3 separate regions of the Homo sapiens genome follow, and all the other regions are linked to region 1. A link is a loop called in an ENCODE intact Hi-C map of the cell type or tissue named here. Cell type or tissue: endothelial cell of umbilical vein. All regions are shown on one strand.

Evidence for each region. Peaks named below come from ENCODE experiments on the same cell type or tissue, not always from the same donor. Only the 100,000 strongest peaks of a DNase experiment are listed, where the experiment ranks them.
Region 2: a loop joins it to region 1, with 7 times the contacts of the local background. A loop is called at or near these places in 84 of 110 quality-filtered maps.
Region 3: a loop joins it to region 1, with 9 times the contacts of the local background. A loop is called at or near these places in 39 of 110 quality-filtered maps.

What each region holds. Positions count from the first base shown.
Region 1 is chr4:21,767,395-21,769,894 of GRCh38, reverse strand. All of the region lies in intron 1 of KCNIP4 (potassium voltage-gated channel interacting protein 4), which reads left to right. Among named protein-coding and RNA genes, the nearest start is that of KCNIP4-IT1, 85 kb to the left of the region's middle. In endothelial cell of umbilical vein, a CTCF peak has its summit at 1,316 (motif pointing right); DNase peaks (open chromatin) are centred at 314 and 1,324; H3K27ac peaks cover 962 bases; H3K27me3 peaks cover 275 bases.
Region 2 is chr4:21,506,656-21,509,155 of GRCh38, reverse strand. The region is part of intron 1 of KCNIP4 (potassium voltage-gated channel interacting protein 4); the gene reads left to right. Among named protein-coding and RNA genes, the nearest start is that of MIR7978, 43 kb to the right of the region's middle. In endothelial cell of umbilical vein, a CTCF peak has its summit at 1,554 (motif pointing left); no DNase peak of the experiment used is centred here; H3K27me3 peaks cover 300 bases.
Region 3 is chr4:20,772,151-20,774,650 of GRCh38, reverse strand. All of the region lies in intron 3 of KCNIP4 (potassium voltage-gated channel interacting protein 4), which reads left to right. Among named protein-coding and RNA genes, the nearest start is that of PACRGL, 73 kb to the right of the region's middle. In endothelial cell of umbilical vein, a CTCF peak has its summit at 1,070 (motif pointing left); a DNase peak (open chromatin) is centred at 1,040; H3K27ac peaks cover 415 bases.

The DNA.
Region 1 (2,500 bases):
TGCTTCTGTTTGTGGTTGAATTTTATGGTGAGTTTTATTTGATGTAAAATATGATTTTTGCTTTTTATTGACGAACAGAATTTATAAGTGTGGAATGCTATGGAGGAGAGATGGCTAGCCCATTAATAGACATAATAAGGGATTCCTTATAAAGTCCTCAAAATATTTTGCACGTCAGTGTCATAAATTCCTATAAGTACAGAAAAAACAAATGGTGTAATGTGATAATGACTCATAGATCAACCTTCAGTCTCATGCCAGGCAACTTAGTGAACTGCCACAGGAAAAATATCTAGATAAAATCTTCTTGCATGACAGAGGGAATTCGAACAGTTTCCTTCAAGATAAAATAATGAATAATTCTAAGAACAAGGAAGTTATTTCTAAACATAAAACCACAGGCAAACCACATGAAGGAAATAACTGATGTAATTGACTAAATCAATACTGAAAATGTCTATTGTTAAAAATACCACAAATGAAATCAAATAATATATGACCAGCAAAAGTATTTGGAACATACATGAAAAGTGATTACTTCCTCTTTTATACAAACACTAAAATAGAAAACCTGGCAGAGGGACATAAGGCATTTTAGAAATGCAAAAATAGAAACGGTTAATAGATATGAATATAAATGTTCACTCCCAATAAAATAAATATAAATGATAAAAGTATCCAGTTTTCCTTCAGGATATGATTGGAGTAGTTTTTTTTAAAATACTTAAAAGGAGGAGTTGATGACAGTGTGGAGAGAGTAGCACTTTTATAGGAGTGTGAATTCGTATAGACTTCTGGAGGTGAACTTGTCTGTACATGTCAAAGGCCTTCCCATTTTGAAGTCCTTTGATGTACTAGCTATATTTCTAGTAATATTTCATATAGCTTAGAGCTGAGTATAAGGTTTTAAAACGAGGATATTGCTACATCAAACAAATAACAAAAAAAATTGAAAAAAATTCCAAATGTTTGAAAATAAATTGACATATGATTACATGTAATGTATCCAACAAATAATTATTAAATGACATCACATTTGATTTTAGATGATAAACATCATATAACCCAATTGTGTGTTCTTGAAGGCTGTATACCAGAGATTATCTCTGGGAGATGGAAATGCAGCATCTATTAATTCCTTATTTGTGTTTTCTATATTTTAATGGTTATATAAAATTTTGTACCATGAGAAATAATTAATAATTGCAAATGTGAAGGAAACTTTCTTAAAACTTATAAAAATCTGAGAGTGTAACACCAACTAAGAGTGGATGTGTATAGATTTCTCATTTATAAAAATAAAGTTTGGTGCTTACCAGCAGGTGGCAGTACAAAACAAGCAGTGAGAAATCCTTTGTAAACAAAGGTACCTCAAGACTGAAAATGAGGAGCGAGACTTGGGAGTGAAGCATTTCTCTTTTTCCTTGATATGCAGAATTGTAACCACAACACCAAGGTGAAGCCCTGCTTTATAATCATTTGGGTACTTAAATCGGAATTTACCTTAAAATATTAACGTACTCAGAGGTCAAAAAGTCAAGCAAAGCACTCCTGCAGGAGTTTCTGGTACTGTTTAGAGAGAGAGCAGAATCTATACTTCACATGCTTACATACTTATTTTATTATTATTAGTTATCAATATAGAATTGATGATTTTTGTGTTAAGATGCATACTGTATCCAAAATCCTAGGTCTTAAAAAGCTCTCTAAAATGCTGTTTAGTCCATCTAATTATTTTACTAAATATTTGTTTTAATCACAAATCATAAATTTAGAAGCTCTTGCTTGGCGGTTTATCGGCACTAGTTGGTGGTGTAACTGAGATTGATATCCATGTCTGTCAATTTCCCTTTAAGGAATGATGTGTATAATAAGAGCAAATTCTTGGAAGTTTTGTCTTCAGCAAGGATCAGTTTTGAAGTTAGAAGAATGGCTTCTCTTCTTCCTTTAGGGGATTTTGTTGGCTTTCTTAATTGACATTTTATCACTTTTCCCATCTTTAATTTATTTAACCAGAACCAAGAGCTCTGTCAATACTGAAATAGATATGTCGGTGGTAAGTTTGGTTGCTTTGGCACTTACAACTATTTGATGCTTGCTTTCAGGTAGTAGTGTGTATGTTTTAAATCCATTTCTGAATCAAATTCTGTGCTTATTAGGTCCCCGCTGTGTATATTTTTCTCTATGGCAAGAGAAAAACAGTTATTTAACGTTTTATATATTTCAGGATATGTAATTTTTTGTAAGTTTTCTTTCATTACAGACTTGTAAGGATTTTAATAACTGTATTTTGAAATAAAAATAAGCTAAAAAAAGCTAATTAACCCCAAAGAGGTTAATTAAACTCAAGGTCATAGAACCTAAAAGTATTGCATAATTGGCAATAAAGCCAGCTGCCGTTACCATTCTATTCTTAGCCATCGACCTCTCTCACCTGTCACTCCATCTGCTTCCTAACCCCATCTCCTTGATTTCTCTCTGCACTGCCTCCCCACCCCAC
Region 2 (2,500 bases), 260 kb after region 1:
TCTCACCTTTGAATTTACTTATGAGTCAGAATTATGATATAACAATAATATTAAATATATTTATTAGCTGGGATGAGCTTTGCTAGCTCAACTCCATGAATAGTGACCTATGAGGGGAAAAACCCTATGAAATCAGCTCCGAGGGGAGGGCATACAGACTCCTATTGAATGGTGAGAAGGAAAGTGAGGGTTAGGGAGCAGAAGCAAGAAGGTGTCCATGTTAGGAATAAATTTAGCTATAAGTAACAGCGCTCAACTAACAGCAGCATAAAATAGTGAGTTAATGTGTTTTTATATACCAAGTTTGAAGGAAGGTGGTATCCTAGAGTTGATCAGCTCACAACAATGCATTAGAGGCCCAGATCTCTCTCTTTTGCTGTTCATAGTTTTCATCCCCTTGCTAATTGCCTCAGGGCAGCAGACAGCATGTTCAAGGCAGGAAGAAGTAGAGAAGAATGGTACCAGACCTATCTGTTCCTTGCAAAAGCAGCAAATGCTTCCCTCAGTATTTCTTGGCAAATTATTATATCTTAAGAAGCAGAGTATGTCTGACTTACTCCTAGCTTCAACCAACAGTGGGAAGATGAATATTTAATTAGATACGTAGCTAATCTGAGCAAAATCTGAGTTATATTTACAAAGAACATGGGAAGAATGATTGGGTAAGCAGCTAGCAGTGCCTGCCACTGTGCAATCCTCATACTTGGTGGAAGAGGGGACATTTCTGATTAAAGGTGCAGAAGCTTTGTAACATAATAAGCATAATTATATTTCCGGTGAGCTTGGAACCCTGAGTTGTTTGTCTACGTGTTTTCAGACTGAGAAGCAAAGAACACAGTCAAGTAACTGAAGATAGAGGCATTTTTGAATTGGTTAAAGGAATGGAGTTAGAAATTAGTTTTAAATAATGATTCCCTTGAAAACCATTTCTGTTGTAATTGATGAGAAAGTAAATACATGTACCTTTGAGAGTTGCATCCTTAAGTGAAAATATCCTATTGTTCCTAGTTAGTTTTTGCAAGCAAAATAAATATCACCTATTCAAACCTCAAGGGCAGATGCTATGGTGTTTGGATGCTGTGTGAAGTATTGTTCAAGAGTGTAACTGGAAAAGAAATTTGGCTAAATAAACTGTAGTTCTAAACAAGTGATTTAAACACCCTAAGCCTTCTGGGGATAAAAAGAGATTCCATCAGATGCAACTTATATGGTGAAATTAAACACTTTACAGGAATTGCAGAAATTTTAAAACTTCATGAAATTTTAAAACTTCATGGTCTTGCACATAAACTGGGCCCAGCAAACTTCAGAATAGCTGTTAGACGAGAATTAGGATGTATTTGCTTCTTAATGTTGCTTGTTTCTTATTATAAGATGATAATTTTATCCTGTTAGTTCATCATAACTATCTTTGTAGAATTTGTAATCAGCATAGCCAAAGGCACACTGTACTGTAAGATTTGACTGCATCATTTTAAGAACTTTTCCTCTAGTCAAGGAGCAGTACTGTATTTGTCTCCAACACCACCTAGTGACAAATTTAAAAAGCTGCATCTTATTGAGTTGAAATAGCATCTTTGAATTAAAAAGCCATTGCCTGGCCTGGTGCAGTGGCTCATGCCTGTAATTCTAGCACTTTGGGAGACCTAAGCGGGCAGATTGTCTGAGCTCAGGAGTTCGAGACCAGCCTGGGCAACACGGTCAAACCCTGTCTCTACTAAAAATTAGCTGGTCGTGTCGGCATGTCCCTGTAGTCCCAGCTACTTGGGAGGTAGAAGCAGGAGAATTGCTTGAACCCGGGAGGTGGAGGTTGCAGTGAGCCAAGATCGAGCCACTACACTCCAGCCTGGGAAACAGAGTGAGACTCTGTCTCAAAAAAAAAAAATTAAAATAAAAATAAAGCCATTGCCAGTGCCCAGACCACTGGCCATGTGCAGCCAGTGAGTGCCTAAAATGTGGCTAGTACAATGGATCTCAATAGTTTTTATATTGATTGCATGTTTAAAATAATATTTAATAATATTAAAAGTAAAATAATTTTAAAATTTCTTTAAAGAAAAAGTATTATTGCCGGGTGTGGTGGCTCACACCTGTAATGATAGCACTTTGGGAGGCCGAGACAGGAGGATCACTTGAGGCTGGGAATTTGACACCAACCTAGGCAACATAGTGAGACTCCATCTGCACACACACAAAAAAAGACGGATGTGGTGGTGCACACCTGTAGTCCCATCTACTTGGGAGGCTGAGACAGAAGGATTGCTTTGGCCCAGGAGTTTGAGGCTGCAGTGAACCGTGATCATGCCACTGCACTCCAGCCTGGGCTACAGAGAGAGACTCTGTCTCAAAAAAGAAAAAAAAAGCAATATTAAAATTTGTGTCACCTGTAAGTTTATATTATTCTTAATGTGACTATTAGAACATTTACAATTGTACATGCAGTTTGCATTATATTTAATGGAACAATGATAACTTAGATACTTAATTACATAGTTTTACC
Region 3 (2,500 bases), 1.0 Mb after region 1:
CCATACTTGGTTTGTAGCACTTATCGCAACTGTAACTGAATGGTTATTTACACAGAACTTTGTTTTATGTGTGACTTCTCTGATAGTCATCAAACTCCAGGAGGGACTTCATCTGTCTTGATTGTTTTAGCTCCATTTCTTCTTACACTCTCTGACATATAATATGCTTTCAAAAACATGTCCTGCATTAATTAATTATGATAAAATCCAGCTTGAAGAAGTTTAGTAACTTATTCAAAGTTCCAGGCTAGTAAGTGATATGAGTGGCTCATAAGGAAGGGGCTGTTAGATTCTAAAAGCTACAAAACTGAGAGTAATAACTAAGGAAGTGGAACACTGGTGTGATATTCTGAAAATCCTCTGAAATTAAATAAGCAGATGGTATTTAACAAGGATAAACATAATATCCCATATTACATGAAAACATGACAAAAGCTAACAGGTTCAGAACGAGCATCATTGTAGAAATAATTTCCTCCATGGGGAATGTGTACTGGGTGTTTATACATCCAGGCACGACGCTAGACATTGTGCATGGGTTATCTTTATTTAAGCCTCATAATAACCTCCAGATAGGGTAGTATCATTATTTTCATCTTAAAGGTTTAAAATGTTCCCCTGTTAAACAGCAAAGCAGGCTCAAGCAGCTTTGACTCCAGAGCCCACATACACTTAACAATTTCAGAAGGTTTTCAGACTCAAGCTTTGGAACTTTAGTGGCGTTGTCTTGCTTATTTGTTTTCTAAGATCTACAAGTTTTTGGTGACTAAATTAAAGGTGGCCCAACTGCCAAAAAAGTGATTGTGAATTCAGACTGACGTACACCAAATGTAATATCCAAAATGGAGATCAGAGTCTCTGGGCCCCATTCCCAGAAATAGTTAATTTTTTAAATTATCTAATGTAGGAATGAGGCTGTCACCGTTCATAAAAAGGAAATAGCCTTCTTGAAAGAAATTTACCCAGACAGGCACCAAGCTTAGGAAAAGAACAATCCCTTAAGAAAAAGAACTGGAAATCGCTTTTCTAGCTATCATGGAGGACACTACTGCCCCCTTGTGCCTCATTATGATGATACAACCCTAAGAATGTTTGGTCCAACTCACGCTGAGCGCCGTCTGAGCTCCAGAGAGCCCTCGGAAGCGTTCTGCCCCAGCTTGCTCAGAGTCAACAGGCCCGGGAGTTTCCTTTTGGGTCATTTTGCCTGGCATGGAGAGGAGACAGAGGCTTTACTGTCCCACCTGAGAGCTCGGAAGCACTGAAGTACTAGACACAGGTTCCTTTTAGGCAGCTACCGTGACCCTTGATAATTGTTCCCTTCATAGCCTCTGAAGAAGCACTAGGAGAAGGCAAAGGAGGGTGGAAACTTCTCAAGTATTTGCAACAATTGCAACAATTTCAAAAATACGTCCTGCATAAATGAGTGATGATAAAATCCAGCTTGAAGAAGTTTAGTAACTTATTCAAAGTTCCAGGCTAGTAAGTGATATGAGTGGCTCATAAGCGAGGGGCTGTTAGATTCCAAAAGCTACAACTGAGAGTAATAACTAAGAAAGTTTTGCAACAAGAACTTAATTAAGCAGACTAAACTTTTTTTTTTTTTCTTTAACTTCAGAGACTCAGGGCTGCTCCTGGAAATGGTAGCTCACTGAGGGAAAAACTTGTGCAAGAGGGACAAACTAGTATTTTCTCAGAATGGCAATAAGAAAGGGAAAGGGGCCGGGTGTGGTGGCTGACGCCTGTAATGCCAGCACTTTGAGAGGCTGAAGTGGACGGATCACCTGAGGTCAGGAGTTCGAGATTAGCATGGTGAAACCTCGTCTCCACTAAAAATACAAAAAATTAGCCGGGCGTCGTGGCGGGCGCCTGTAATCCCAGCTATTCAGGAGGCTGAGGCTGAAGAATCGCTTGAACCTAGGAGATGGAGGTTGCAGTGAGCCGAGATTGTGCCATTGTATTCCAGCCTGGGAGACAAGAGCGAAACTCGGAAGAAAAAAAAAAGAAGAAAGAAAGAGAGAGAGAAAGGGAACAAAATGTATAATAAAATGTATAAAATGTATTTAGAGCTGAATCTGACCTGTCCTGAACCTGCCTCACCAAAGCAGATGACCAGACAACTTGAGGTCCTATCCTCCAACCCCTCACCTGGGACATTTCAATTTATTTGTAAAAAACAATTCAAGTTTTCATGCTGCTTTGCCCTGAGGGTTTCAATATATTTATTGATGTCAGTATTTGAATACTGACTGCTTCCTCCGTAGTAAGCTCCTTTGGATGAGGGCCATGCTTGTTGATTAACCGTTACGCTCCTGTGCGTAGTCAAGTGCTTGGTATATGAATACGTGTTGAACAAATAACGAATACTTTGTGTTTTAGTGATTAATAGGATTGAAAGACATTGGGATAAAAGTTACCCCTTAGTTAACTTTTCCCCCCGCAGGTGCACTCACCTTTCAAGCTTAGGAAGATGTGAAAGATTTGCAGTCAAACTCAAGTTCAA